2 separate regions of the Homo sapiens genome follow, and region 2 is linked to region 1. The links are chromatin contacts, found by Hi-C or POLR2A ChIA-PET in ENCODE. All regions are on one chromosome and are shown on one strand. The core of a region is the stretch at or near the end of the contact, and the rest is flanking DNA. Distances in the headings are between cores, read along the strand shown.

Evidence for each region. Hi-C counts contacts between places; a loop is a spot of excess contacts on that map. ChIA-PET counts read pairs that join two places held with the same protein, here RNA polymerase II (POLR2A). Pooled maps may share reads with other maps.
Region 2: a loop to region 1 is called in a pooled map, with 2.2 times the contacts of the local background. The contact joins the enhancer-like site here to the promoter of XYLT2 in region 1. A Hi-C loop is called at or near these places in 1 of 50 pooled maps. POLR2A ChIA-PET finds 5 or more read pairs at or near these places in 4 of 52 experiments (H1, HEK293T, HepG2 and 1 more).

Annotation. Positions count from the first base shown.
Region 1 is chr17:50,343,795-50,350,686 of GRCh38, reverse strand. XYLT2 (xylosyltransferase 2) reads right to left here and starts at 4,561. Exons shown (of 11, transcript NM_022167.4): 1 at 4,412-4,561. The coding sequence starts at 4,546. RefSeq lists silencers at 3,145-3,439, 4,255-4,344, 4,415-4,514, 4,575-4,774.
Region 2 is chr17:50,116,066-50,123,545 of GRCh38, reverse strand. SAMD14 (sterile alpha motif domain containing 14) reads left to right here. Exons shown (of 10, transcript NM_001257359.2): 3 at 5,219-5,385; 4 at 5,851-6,139; 5 at 7,456-7,480. Among named protein-coding and RNA genes, the nearest start is that of SAMD14, 10 kb to the left of the region's middle. RefSeq lists a silencer at 6,012-6,301 and an enhancer at 7,144-7,480. Within about 2 kb of position 6,230, at least 2 of the 41 ENCODE cell types and tissues checked have a DNase peak (open chromatin) inside an H3K27ac peak, as active enhancers do.

The sequences.
Region 1 (6,892 bases), core at 3,312-5,811:
TCCTCAGAAGATTGTAAGTTCCCCAAGGGCAGGGCTTTTTTCCTGTTTTGTTCACTGACATAGTCGTAGCACCTAGGAGAGTGTCTGGCTGTAGTACACACTCAGTAAGTGTTTGTTTTTCTGAGGCAGTCTCACTCTATTGCCCAGGCTGGAGTGCAGTGGTGCAATCTCGGCTCACTCCAACCTCTGCCTCTTGGGTTCAAGCGATTCTTGTGCCTCAGCCTCCCACGTAGCCGGGATTACAGGTTCGCACCACCATGCCTGGCTAATTTTTTGTATTTTTAGTAGAGACAGAGTTTCACCATGTTGGCCAGGCTGGTCTCGAACTCCTGACCTCAAGTGATCCACAAACCTTGGCCTCCCAAAGTGCTGGGATTACAGGCCTAAGCCACTGTGCCTGGCCTTAGTATTTTTTGAATGAATGAATGAATGAATGCAAAGCTTTTGGCATAGGCACAGCATTCAGTAAGTACTGGTACTTTTTTTTTTTTTTTTTTTTTTTTTGAGACGCAGTCTCACTCTGTCGCCCAGGCTGGAGTGCAGTAGCGTGATCTCAGCTCACTGCAACCTTTGCCTCCCAGGTTCAAGCGATTCTCGTGCCTCAGCCTCCCAAGTAGCTGGGATTACAGGTATGTGCCACCATGCCTGGCAACTTTTTGTATTTTTAGTAAAGACTGGGCTTTACCATATTGGCCAGGCTGGTCTCAAATTCCTGACCTCAAGTGATCTGCCCGCCTCAGCCTCCCAAAGTGCTGGGATTACAGGCGTGAGCCACCATACCTGGCCCAATGCTGCTATCTTTATCATTATGATTACTCAGATGGGAGGAGGAAATTAGTCAAACGTGAAGTCAAGAGAGACCCAAGATCCTGGACATCTTGGACTCGGCTGGGTTGGGTTCTCTGTGCTCCTCACCTCCCCAGGACTTCCCCCAACCTACCCACTACCCTACCCACACCCTACCCACTACCAGTATGGGCACATCAGGAACCTCATGCTGTCAGGCTGACAGCTACCTTCAGGCCAGAGCCCCATGCCTACATCCATGCCCTCTGTGCCTAGCACCCAGCCAGCCTTCTGATCTTTTTATTTTATTTATTTTAATAGAGATAGTCTTGCTATGTTATCCAAGCTGGTCTCGAACTCCTGGACTCAAGCGCTTCTCCCACCTTGGCCTCCCAAAGTGCTGAGATTACAGGCATGAGCCACAGTGCCCGGTTGCCCTCTGATCTCTTAAAGGTGGCCAGTGGGAGCTGGGGGCGCCCATTCCCATCCGAGAAGAGATACCTGCAAGAGGAGGCAGCAGACCCTATTCTCTACCCACACTGGGGAGGGCACCACAGGCTGGGGAATCCCTAGGAAAGGTAAATGCAGCCCCACTGAGCTGAGTGTGCATCAGCCTGGTGACATGTGAGCTGGCTACAGAGCACAAGCAGAGAAAGACATTCCCAAGCTTAGGTGGGTAGATGGCAGAGAGCTGTAGGCTCTCCGAGTGGAAGCCAGTATCAGTGAGTTAGGAAGCTGGTCAGGAGGGCAGGGCATGAGGCACGGGGCCAGGTTGGCTGTGGTGGGGGCCAGGATGTGGGAGGAGATGGGCATGTTGGTCCCTGCACTGCAGTGGGAGCTGGCTGACCCTGAGAAGGACAATCCCAGAGGAGGCTGGGGGATGAGGAGGCAGCAGTGAGGGAGCAGAGGCCCTGGTGGGCAGTCAGCCCCCACCTCCATCCCTTCCAGGCATGTCCAAGGAGCATCGTCATCACAGCCCCAGCCTTGTGCCCCTCACAGGCTGCCCCCAGCAGCCCCTGAGGTCAGGAGCCCTTCTGATGACTGAGGGTAGGGAATGGTCCTCTGACTTCTGGCTGGGATACATTCTGGCCTCAGAGGCTCCTTCCTCTCCTCCAAGGAGGCGATTAAAATCCTCTGCCACTTCCTGGCTCTGTAGCTCCACCTTAGAATCCTTCTCTGAGTCACAGAAAGGGTGAACACAGAAATGCTCCCCCCATACCCCACCTCCTTTGACTTCTCGGGCTGCATTTAAAACAAGTGGTGAGATGGTGTTTGTGGAAGCTTTGGAAACTATAAAGTGGCTCTCTGGAGGTTCGTGACCATCCCTGGGATCCACTCTCAGCCTCTCCATAGATGGGCAGAGTGCACGTCTTAAATGCACACTGAATCCTGTGCTGCTTAAACCCCTTCAGTGCTCTCCCACTGCACTTAGAATAAAACCCTTGCCCCTTGCTCTGGTCCTTTCAGCCGCACAGAATGGAACCTTCTTTCAGGGAAAGCACCACACCCTCCTGTCCATTCCTCAAGGGTGCCCAGCTAAGCCCATTCTCCTCAGGCCTTCTGCCTGAACTCTCCTGCCCACCTCTTCCTGTGAGAAGCCTTTCCTGACCCCCTGATCTAAGCCAACCCCTTTGTAATTCTATTAAATTCCTTTTCGCTGTCTGTTTCTCTCTGTAGATTACCTGTCCATGAGGGCAGAGACCTCATCTATTTTATTTTTGTATCCCCAGTATTAGCACAGTGTCTAGTACAAAGTAGGACTTCACACCTATTTGTGGAATGAATGAATGAATGAATGAATCGTATTCCCAATGCACAGTGCTGGGATAATAAGAGTTATTTATTTACTGACAGCTGAGCATGTGCCAGGAACTCCTGCAAGTGCTTCACAGGCATCATTTTCACTTAATCTTTATAATCACCTAACACGGGAGGTGCCATTATTATCCCCATCTTGAGGAGGGATACTGATAAGGATAAGGGAGGAGGCAAAGTGATTTGCTGGTGGTCTTCTCAGGGTCAGAGCTGGAAGAGAGTGGTGAAGTGGGTGGTCCAGCTTCAGCACTCACCTTCCCATGCACCCCGTTATGCTGCCTGGCAACCCCAGAGTCAGGTGAGGGAGCAGCTGAGGGGGTCCAAGCAGCAATGGGTGCCTGGACCGCACAAGCTTTTTCAAACATTCCAGCCCAGGATTCCCCTATTCATTCAGCCAGGAAGCTGGAGGAGGAGGTGGTGGGGGATGGGGGCGGTAGCCCAGAGTGGTCACATATTCCAGGGTCAGAGGGCTCCCTAACTGCTTTGGCAGCCCATTCCATCTTGGAATGTCCCATCTGCCCAAACAGTCTTCTTACACTGGGCCTGAAACACTCTCCTACTTGCTTGTCCTACTTGTAGGTCTACACCCCACGGATGTCACGGAGCCAGCCCCACCCCCGCCCCCACCTCCTTTTGGAGTTATGGTCTCATGTGACTCTGTTCCAGCCCCCATCACCATCCCACCCTCTGGGTTCTCCCAAAAAAAGGCAAGGGCAGCTCTTCTGTCTCCACACCAGGCCTTCCAGACTGGCGAGATGCGGTAAGGGGTCGCGGGTATCGGGGCTTGCCGGAGGACAGCAGCAGATAGAGTCTCTGACCCGGAGCCCTGGAGGCAGCAGAACAGGGGCGCTGGGGGCAGGGAGGTCCTGACCTCTGGGCCACAGCTTAGGGCTGTGGTGTGGCCTGTCCTCTCCATCTCCGCAGCACGAACCCAGACCCAATGGACCCTTCCTCACCACACCGCTGAGGTGTCTGAGCCTCCCGCTGAAACCACATCGGGGAAGAGGGAGAAAGACCCTCGAGGCAGGGACTTGGGGGCTGAGACGGCTGTTGGTTGCCCCTGCTCTGCGGCTGGGGCTCTGTTACAGTCCCCATTCCCTTAAAGCCAGAGGGCCCCTCCCTAATTCCCTAAGGTCCTGAGGCCAACTCACCAGCTCAGTTCCTCCTCTCCCTGCCCTCCGGAGACCCATCCAGGTTCTTCAAACCCCCGGCTGAGGAAGCCACACCTCGGGAATACTCCAGTTCTCTCCTTCGGCGTCACTCCCTGTTCCTTCAGTTCCCGGGTACACACTTTGTCCCAGGCCTGAATTCCACCCCCGAGCTCCCCTTCCTCACCGGCCGCTGCCCCTCGGGCTCAGCTGGGGAAGGACGCCCTGAGTCCCTTGGCCCTACTCCTCCGCCCACGGCGCGCATATCCCCGCCCCCTCCCAACTTCAGAAAGTTTGGCCTGGGGCTCCCCACCTCCGAGCAGGTTCGGGCCCAGCCCCGCCTCCCAGCCCCGCTCGCCGCGCCTGACCTTCATCGCTCCCTTGGCCGGAGACCACCCTAGCATGACCTGCTCCCCCCGCCCGACTCCCAATCCACCAGGGCCCGGGTCTCCAGGTCACGCACTGCCCCCGCGCGCAGCTCCCTAGGCCTGCTGGGGAAGGGAGTGCCGGGGGCCGGATGCTCCGCTCTGGGCGACCGCCGGCGCCCCGCACGCACGCACGCGGCCCGTGCCCCACTTCCCCGGCTGGGGCCGCCCGCAGCCCCGCCAGGACCCCGCGCGCCCCCGCGCCCGGCCTGCCCGCCCGCCCGGCCGTCGGAGCACCTCGCCCGCCTCGTCCTCCTCCAGGCCGCTGAAGCTCCACACTACCAGGCCCTGCAGCAGCAGGATGGCCAGCGCCGTGGCAATCGCCAGCTTGTAGCGCCGCACCAGCTTCTGCACTCGCGCGCTCGCCACCATCTTCCTGCCCGGGACGCGGGGCGCGCGCCCAGCCCTGCAACCCGGCCGCGAGCGCGCGCACGGGCGCGGGGCTGAGCCGCCCCCCCTCCTCCACGCCTAGGGAGGCGGGCCGGGCGCGCGCCGGGGCGGGGCCGGGGGCGGGGCCTGCGGGGCCAAAGCACGGCGCACCGCAGGCTAGGGGTGGAGCCGGGGCTCGCAACACCTTCAGTCCCGGCAGTCGCGGGCGTGGGCTTGAGCGCGTGCCTTCTGCGCTCGTGTCTCCGCCGGTGCCCCTGGCTCCCACGTGTGCTCCCCTCCACCTGGACGGCGAGCGCCTGGTGCTGGGGAGTGGAGGGTCTGCGGCACAACCTCTCTTGCCTGGTGTCGGGGGTCGTGGGCGAGTTCAGTCCCACGCGGGTAAGCTCTCGGTCCCGGGGGCCCAGGGAACGCCAGGGCTCCCAGAGACGCCGCCTTGGGAGAGGGCGTGTGAGAGCCACAGGCGTCTGCTTAAAAACCTGGAGGCCGCACCTGCGGGGCAAAGTCTAACCCCTTGACTGGCATCAGAGAGCCTTCACGAATCCTCCTTTCCGCTCTGCGCTCATCCTAAGCATCCTCAGGCCGCTCCCAGAGTCGTGGTTCTCAAACTACTCTAGCGTGTGTTGGAGTCTCTTGGAGGTCTTGATAAAACAGATTTTTAGTGCCCCTCCTCCCTCCCCCAGAGTGTCTGCTTTGGTAGGTCGGTAGTGAGGCCTAAGCATTAGAATTTTCAGCAGGTTCCCAGGTGATGCTGATGCCTTTGCTCTGGGACCAAACTTGGAGAACCAGTAGACCTCGACACATGCTGCTCCCTCTGCCAAGTCCCCACCCCCTACACCATCAGTGGCATCCTCCCTGTGCGTCCCCAGCACTGTGCAGTGAGCACCAATCATACATCCGGTCGTGACTGCTCTGGGATCTCGCCCTGCCTTGGACACCCAGCAATGCTCAAGAAATGTTGCGGAAAGCAAGCAGGGGAGGCCCAGATTCCCGTCTAACCAGCTGTCCCTAACATTTGTTTGAGAACCCGGCGTGTTCAATGAGCACCGCATTGGACAAGGTCTAAGCACCTGCGGCCTTCCCTAAGCCTGGCAGGCCCATGGAGAGAGGGAAGGCGAGAAGAGCAAAACAGTGGCCACCAAAGCAAGGTGAATCCCCAGCTGGGGAAGCCAGGCACTGGGAGGAGGAAGTCATAAAAATAGCAAACACAAGTTAGAAGGTTTAAAGGGAAGACGTTAGGAACCACTACAGAGAGGTCTGGAAAGAGAAGTGGCTTACAAAAAAAAAAGTTTGAAAAGTTAGAAGGCCATGATGGAGGGGTTTGGAAGTTGCCACAAGGTTGGGTTGATGAGAGAATTCTAAACTGATGTGTACAGGATACACAAGCATTTGATGGTACATAAATAACCTCCTTTAATCGTCTTCTGCGCTTTAGCATTTGTAATCATTCTGTTCCTCCGCGTTTGTTAAATGGGAGAATTGTAAACTATGTTTCCGACGACAGTTTGGCTACTTAAGAGAGCCTACACTTCAATGATTTTGGAAAACATCAGTTGACATCCCGGCAATTGATATGTTAATTAAATATTGATCTTGTGTGCTCATTAAATCAGATCCTCTAGGGACTTCTACCTGCCAAGAATTCCCCCCACAACAATGAAAATAGCTTTATTTTTCACTGATTATATAAGTAATAAATATCCATTATATAACATTTAAACACTAAACGAATAAGAAAAAAAGTAAAAGTCACCTACAATCCCACCCCTTAAGATGATCATCATTAACATTTTAGTGGCTATCCTTTCCTTTCCTTTCCCCCATTTCTCTCTTTTTTTTTTTTTTTTTTTTGAGACGGAGTCTGCTCTGTTGCCCAGGCTGGAGTGCAGTGGCGCGATCTCGGCTCACTGCATGCTCTGCCTCCCAGGTTCACGCCATTCTCCTGCCTCAGCCTCCCAAGTAGTAGCTGGGACTACAGGCGCCCACCACCACGACTGGCTAATTTTTTTTTTTTTTGTATTCTTAGGAGAGACGGGGTTTCACCGTGTTAGCCAGGATGGTCTCAATCTCCTGACCTCATGATCTGCCCACCTCAGCCTCCCAAAGTGTTGGGATTACAGGCGTGGCCACCGCGCCTGGCTTTTTTTTTTTTTTTTTTTTTTTTTTTTTTTTTTTGAGTCTCGTTCTGCCACCCAGGGTGGAGTGCAGTGGTACAATCCCGGCTCACTGCAACCTCTGCCTCCCGGATTCAAGAAATTCTCCTGCCTTGGTCTCCCGAGTAGCTGGGGTTATAGGTGCGCGCCACCATGCCCGGCTTATTTTTGTATTTTT
Region 2 (7,480 bases), core at 4,981-7,480, 230 kb after region 1:
TGCTCCCCAGCCCCTCCAAGGTAAGATGGCCATGGTGCTGATATGGCCCAGAGTCAGGAGCAAGGGACCCCTCTCCCTGTTTTGAGTTGGCTGGGCACCAGCTAGGTGCCAGAAGGGTAGAGGATGCCAGATCCCTGGCCTGGGAGCCACTCTCCTTAACTCCCTCTGTCCCCTTGGCCAAAGGTGTCCTCCTGTCCTCCTTGAGCCTCAGTTTTCCCATCCATACAATGAGAGGTTGGACTCAAAATTCCTTCCCATCTCTGCTTCAGAGAGGGTGTAGCATGCTTAATGCTTACCAACAGAGCTAGACCGTCTGTCTGTAACCCTGACCGGCTCCTCACCAGCTTTATGCCCTCGGGCAAATTAAGGCTGCCCTGGGGATTCCTGGAGTCCCTTCTTTGTAGGGCTGTGGGGAGGCTCAAATGAGATAGTAATTGTAAAGCACTTAGAACAGTGCCTAGCACAGTAAGAGCTCAATAAGGATTAGCTCTTATTTTTCTGTGGTTCAGCCTTCAATCCTTGCTGCTGCTTCCAGGCAGTGCCTGGAGATTCTGTGTCAGGGGGCTGGGAACAGAGGGCTCCCTCCCCCAGCTCAGCCCCAGGGGCTGGAAACACCAGCAGGTTGCCCCCTGGACAACTGCAATCTCCTCTCGGTGTCCACCCTCCCATTTCAACCAGACCCTTCCTTCCCCTCGCAGGCTGTGCTGGCCCCCTCGCTGCTCCCCAGATGCTCCAAGCCCAAGGCTGCACCATTCTCTCTCCTTAGAATGCTCTTTTTGTTCCTTCTGCAACCTCGGCTCTTTATGGTTACCCAGACCTCAGCCTGGCTGCCATATTTAAAGAAGTAGCCTCCCAGTCTCCCCGTCTTTTCATCCATTCGACAAATATTTATAGAGCTCCTAATATGCATCAGGCTCTGTCCTTGGCTCTGGGGAGACAGCAAAGAACAAGCCAGACAAAATCACTGTCCTCATGGAGCTCAAATTTTCGTGCAGGGGCAAGTAGGGGGACAGATGATCAAAGCACACACAAATAAACAAGGAACATACTAGACGGTGGGGAGTGCTGGGCAGAGGATTGAAATGTGGACGTGATGGGATGTGGGCATGGGCATGGAGGTGACCTTCATCAGCACCCGTGTGTGTCTGGAGTCCATCTCCGCCAAAGCATGCACTAGTCCATGGAAGTGTGACTTTGCTTCAACACTTCCTGAACACCTGCTCCTTGTCAGGTGCCACACCAGGCTCTCATGATACACAGTGGACAGGGAAGGGTTTCACCCTCTGCAGGTTGCAGGCCAGCATGAGGAGACAGTCATTGGCGACCATATCCCGACCGTATCGTGACCATATGGTAGTGTGGTGCGGCTGTCAGACGGTGCTGTGTCAGAATTGATCAGCCGGACAAAGAAGGGCTGGAGAGAGATGGAGCATAGGGATGGAGGTGGGAAGTGAGGTAGAGGCAGGTACACATATAGGTATCAGTATAAGCAATTCAGTTGATCCCACAGACGCCATCACCAGCGAGCGCCTGTTGAGCTCGTACTAAGTCATAGCATTATGGCAAAGTACTGTATATGGATTATTTTATTTGATGCTCACAACCACCCTATAAGGAAGATAGTGCTAGTATAATCCCATTTTACACATGAGAAAGCTGACACCTAAAAGGAAGTAACTTGCCCAGAGTCACCCAGCCGGCAAATGATAGAACTGGCTTCAGCCTGGCCATCTGGGCCAGGGCCAGTGCTCTTAGCCATAGTCATGTAAGAGGAGGAATCTGTTGGGAACACAGAAAGGGTGGGCTGGGCCCCTCAGGCCTTGAATAGAGAGCTGAATAGCATGGACTTTATATTGTTAGCTTTGGGACCCCTTCTGCGAGAGTTTCAAAAGCAGGAGAGTATGGGACATGGTCAGAAATGTGCTTCAGGCCGGGCGCGATGGCCCACACCAGTAATCCCAGCACTCTGGGAGGCCAAGGCGGGCAGATCACTTGAGGCCAGGAGTTCAAGACCAGCCTGACCAACATGGCGAAACCCCATCTCTACTAAAAATACAAAAGTTAGCCAGGTGTGGTGGCACACACCTGTAGTCCCAGCTACTTGGGAGGCTGAGCCAGGAGAATCGATTGAGCCTGGGAGGTGGAGGTTGCAGTGAGCTAAGATCATGCCACTGCACTCTAGCCTGGGTGGCAGAGCAAGATTCTGTCTCCACAAGAAAAAAAAAAAAGAAAGGTGCTTCAGAAAGTTTCTTCTAGTCACATGGAAGGTACGAGGAGGAGCCAGACAGGAGGCAGGGAGCGAAGGAGGGATAGTTGCATGTTTTGGGGTGGCAGGGGGTGGGAGGTGGGGGCAGCTCCCCTCCACTCAGGTGAAGGCCTGAGCTAAGGCAGTTCGGTCCAGAGGAGAGGAGAGCCCAGGTTCCATGGGTGTGAGGAGGCCAATCAACAGAACATTTTTCTTTCATTAAAAGGGTGTGCTAAGCACCTACTGTGTGCCAGGCACTGTTCTCTGCCTGTGGTAGAGCAGTGAACAAAGCAGAAACCTGTCCTCATGGAGCTGACATTCTAATGGGTGGAGAAAGACCATAAATGATATAAGCAAAATATATAGCATGCCAGAGAATGAGAAATGATATAGGAAAAAAACAGGAGTGGAGTTTTGGAGTGGGGGGGCTATTATAAATTGGGTGGTCAGGGAAGGCCTCAGTGAGAGAAAGCATTTAAGCGAAGACTTGAAGGAAGTGAGGGAGAGAACCACGCAGAAATCTGTGGAAAGAGCCTTGCAGAAAAAGGGCAGAGGAGGTGCAAAGGCCCTGCAATGCAGGCTGGCTTGTGTGAGGATGAGCCAGGCGGCCAGGATGGTTGGAGTGGAGGGACAGGAGTAGTGCTCAGACAGGCAAGGGAGCATAGGCTGACTCTGGAAGGCCACTGGGAGAACTTTGACTCTTAATCTGCATAAGATGGAAGTCACTGGAGGGTTCTGAACAGGGGAGTGATATAAACTGACACGTTTGATCAGGATCACTCTGGCTGCTGTGTTGAAAATAGACTAGATGGGAAAGGGAGACGGAAGGAAGACCAGCTAGGAGGCTGTTTGTAATAATCCAGGCTAAAAGATGATGGCAGTTTAGACCTTCTGGTCTAAGAGACTGTGAATTCTCCCTCTCACTTCCCTCCCTTTCCTCCCATCCTCTCCCCTCTTTTTCTTTCCTCTCCTCTCCTCTCCCTTCCTCTGCTCTCCTCCCTTTCTCTCCATATGTACGCATGTATAGGAGTATGTGTATACATTCGCATACACAAACAATAATTTATTAAGGAAAATCTCAAACAGATTCAAAATTAGAGATTACAGCAAAGTGTAGTCTATCATGCACTCAAGAACTCATTACCCAGCCTCAACAATGACCTAGTCATAGCCAGTCTAGTTTCATATCTATCCCATCCACGCCCTCCCCCTATTGCCCTGGATTATGTGGAACCTAGTCCAAAACATCATATCCCTTCACCGTAAATATTTCAGTATGTCTAGCTATTTTTTGAAAGTAGAGCTAACAGGAATTGTGGATGAATCCGTTTGTAGGATGGTAGGGAAAGCAGTGAAGAATGACTCCAGGGGTTCAGCTGAGCAACTAGAAGAATGGAGCTACTGTTCACCAAGACTGGGAGGAGCAGCTCTGGGGTGGGAGAGATCAGGAGATTGCAGCACCTGTAGGCTGAAGACCCCTGGTGGACATCAAAGTGGAGGTGTCAACTAGACAGTTGGACATGAATTACCAACTGGGTCTGGGGCTGAGAGAGAAGAAGGGTAGCTTAGGGCTGTCTGACTCGGGCGACTTGGGTGGACAAGGGGGCTTTTCACTGAGTCAAGGAAGAGAGTAGAAGCTGGTTTGAGGTTACATGATCGGTTCATTTTGATGAGTTGAGCTTGAGACACCTTGGGGTCTTTGACGTGGTAACTTCCTTGGCAGGTGCCTGAGTGCCCACACTCAGAATTCAGGGGAGGGTGTCAAGGCTGGAAATAGAAATAGGTGGTAGTTAAGCCAGGAGAGCAACTGGGGTGGCTTAGGGGTTGTCTACAGAACGAAACAGGAGCAGACAAGGCAGGGTGGGCATGAGTGACAGAATAGGGCCCCTGAGATCATGCTGGGTGGAGTGGGGAGGAAAAGTCTTGACCCATCTTGAAGCCTGGGAAGACTCTTTCTGTTTGGAGACCCCAGTGCCAAGCTCAGCACTGGTACAGCATGAGGGCTTCATTCCGAGGTGCAGCACGTGACAAGTGGAGCTATGAGCAATAAGGACTTTAACGCTGGACCCACTGGGTCTGCCCACTCTTCCTCCATGTCCTCATGCAAGATCTAGCACAGGGCCACAGACCCAGGACAGAAGAGAGGTTTCGGGGACTATGGGGCTTTCCTTCCTGCCACTGCCAGTGGATTCTGGGGGTGTCCCTTTGCTCCACTCCAACTGCAAGCCCTCTAGATGCTCAGCAGTGCTATCTCTGAGTGAGACCCTGCGCGTGGCACAGCAAGCCAGTGTCCCCAGTAGGGCCAGTCTCTAGAGCCAGCCTAGCCAGGCTCAAATCCTGGACCATTGCTAGCTGGTGGCTTTAGTCAAGTGACTTAACCTCTCTGAGTTTTAGTTTGCTCAGCTGTAAAGTATGCATAGTAACTGTCCTAACCCCACCGGGTTGTTTTGAGTGAGAGATGATGTATGTACACTGTCTGGTGTGTAGTAAGTGTTTCTTAAATGGTGGCCATTATTTCCATCATCTCTCCAGCCTCATCCCTCAACCCTTCTCTCCACAAAGCTACCCTCCAACTGTCCCTGGAGGTACCACCCTTGTTTCCCTACTTCCTAGCATTGCATATACCTGTTTTGCCCACCTCATCTCTTACAGACTCCTACCCAGACGTTAAAACCCAGCTTTGGTGTTTCCTCCTCTGATGCATCCAAACAGGGCTGCCGTTCCTCCGTGTCTACAGGAGGGTTCATCACACGGCGCTGTATTTTAGCGCCGGCATTTCTGCTTCCCCTGCACACCCGCCCACTCCCACCTGAGACGGGGAGACACCCTGTTTTTCATCTGTCTGTGCTCCCAGCACTCAAGAACACGGGTTGAATGCCTGGGGTGTGGGTGCAGGTGGCCCCTGAGGTGGGCCTCTGGGCTTGCCGTCACCTCTCATGTGTCTGGTCTCTGCTCCCCTCCCCCGGTTCGCAGACCTGGACTTGGCTGTGCCAGAGACGGCCAGACTGGACAGCAGTTTACACAAGGCCCGGGCCCAACTGTTGGCCAAGGGCCGGAGACACCGGCCATCCCGCTCCAGGCTTCGGGACAGTGCCAGCTCCGCGGAGGATGGTGAAGGCTCGGATGGGCCCGGAGGCAAGGTTGGGGCAAGTTAGGAAAACACATATACACCCTCCCACCCCTCCCTCTCCTCCCACCCCTGGATAATCTCTCCAGAGTGCTCTTCCAGGGAAACCACATCCCCAGACTCCTGACCTAGTAATGCTGCCAAGTGTTAGCTGCAGTTCACTTCTGGCTCATTTAATCCTGTGTAAAGAAGATATTATTAGCCCCATTTTACAGCTGAGGAAACTGAGGCCCTGAGAGGTCCAGGAGCAAAGTCACAGTAAGTGAAGGAGGGGGAATTCAGCCCCAGCCTGTGTGACTCAAAGTTCCTGTTTCCCACCTCTCACTCTCCAGCCACCCCGCTGCCTAAGGCATGAGGAAACCCTCCCTCTAGGCCCCGGAAGGACCCTCAGGGCCCGCAGTTTACAGGGTGAAAGTCTCCCAGCTCCTCCGGGAAGGGAGGAGGAGGGTTCTCGGTGAGCGGCTGCCCCCTCGTCCAGGTGACCGATGGCTGCGGGAGCCCCCTGCACCGGCTGCGCTCGCCTTTGCACTCAGGCCCGGGGTCCCCGGCCGGGGGCTCTTTCTGCCTGGATCCTCCGGGGTTGCGGCGCAGCCTGGACGAGGACGAGCCGCCGCCCTCGCCGCTCACACGCTACCGGCCCCTGCACAACGCTGCGTCGCACGAGGGCCTGGCCGCCGCCTCCTGCTCTCCGCCGCGCTCCGCGCCCTCCTCCGACAGCTCCCCCAGCTTCGTGCGCCGCCACCCGCGCGCAGAGCCGCACAGCGAAGGTGAGAGGCGGCCAGCGCCGCACCTCCTGCTGGTCGCTCCCGGGCGCAGCAGCCCTCCCGGTCCCGGCGCGCACCGCAGCCGCGGAAGGGGCAGCTGAGCAGGGTGGCTGGGGGAGGTGAAGAGTAAACGCCGCCGCTCACTCATTCTTTACCGAGCGCCTACTAAGTGCCAGATCCTGTGGGCTCTGGGACACCCAGGTGAGCAAACACATGCAGTCTTTATCATCATAGTGGTTTAGTGGAGAAACAATCAAATCAGGCCTGGCTGGCGGCTCACGCCTGTAATCCCAACACCTTGGGAGGCCGAGATGGAGGATCGCTTGAGCCCAGGAGTTCGAGACCAGCCTGGGCAACATAGCGAGACCGTCTCCAGAAAAAATTAAAAAATTAGCCCCGCGTGGTATGCACCTGTAGAACCAGCTACTTGGAAGGCTGAGGCGGGAGGATAGCTTGAACCCGGGAGTTTTGAGCTGCAGTGAGCTATGATCACTCCTTGCCTCAAAAACAAAACAAAACAAAAACCCAATCAAATCATCCCTTAACTAAATGTCTAGTTATAAACTATAACAAGTGCTATTTGGGAAATGTGTGCGGCAGCATGGCGGGAGAGCATACACCAGGATGCTTGGCCTGGCTAGGAACATCCTGGAAATGACATTTGAGCCAAGTTTGGAAGGTTGGTTAGATGTTGGCCAGGATAGGCCGAGTGCAGTGGCTCACGCTTGTAATCCCAGCACTTTGGGAGGCCGAGGCGGGTGGATCACCTGAGGTCAGGAGTTCGAGACCAGCCTGGACAACATGATGAAACCCTGTCTGAACTAAAAACACAAAAAATTAGCCGGGTGTGGTGGCGGGCGCCTGTAATCCCAGCTACTCAGGAGGCTGAGGCAGGAGAATTGCTTGAACCCGGGAGGTGGAAGTTGCAGTGAGCCAAGATCACGCCATTGCACTCCAGCCTGGGCAACAAGAGCAAAACTCTGTCTCAAAAAAAAAAAAAAAAAAAAAAGTTGGCCAGGATAAAATTGAGTAAATGGTAGTGATTCCTACCTTTTTGGAACGTTTTATAGTTTGTAAAAGGCTGTCATAAGCATCCCATTAGGTCCCATGAAGCAGGTAGATGTTATTATCCCCATATTTAAAATGGAGGAAGGCCAGAGAGGTAAAGTGGCTTATCCTAGGACACCCAGCTAGTGAAGGCCACCAGAGCCAGGATGCCTGATTCTAAGTCAAGAGAATTTCTACCACCCCACACTGGCAGCCGAAGGAGGCAGGCAGGGCAGCAAACAGGCAGTTTCCTTCCTTCTCTCCCTGGAAAGATGACAGCCGTGACGCCAGTCCTCC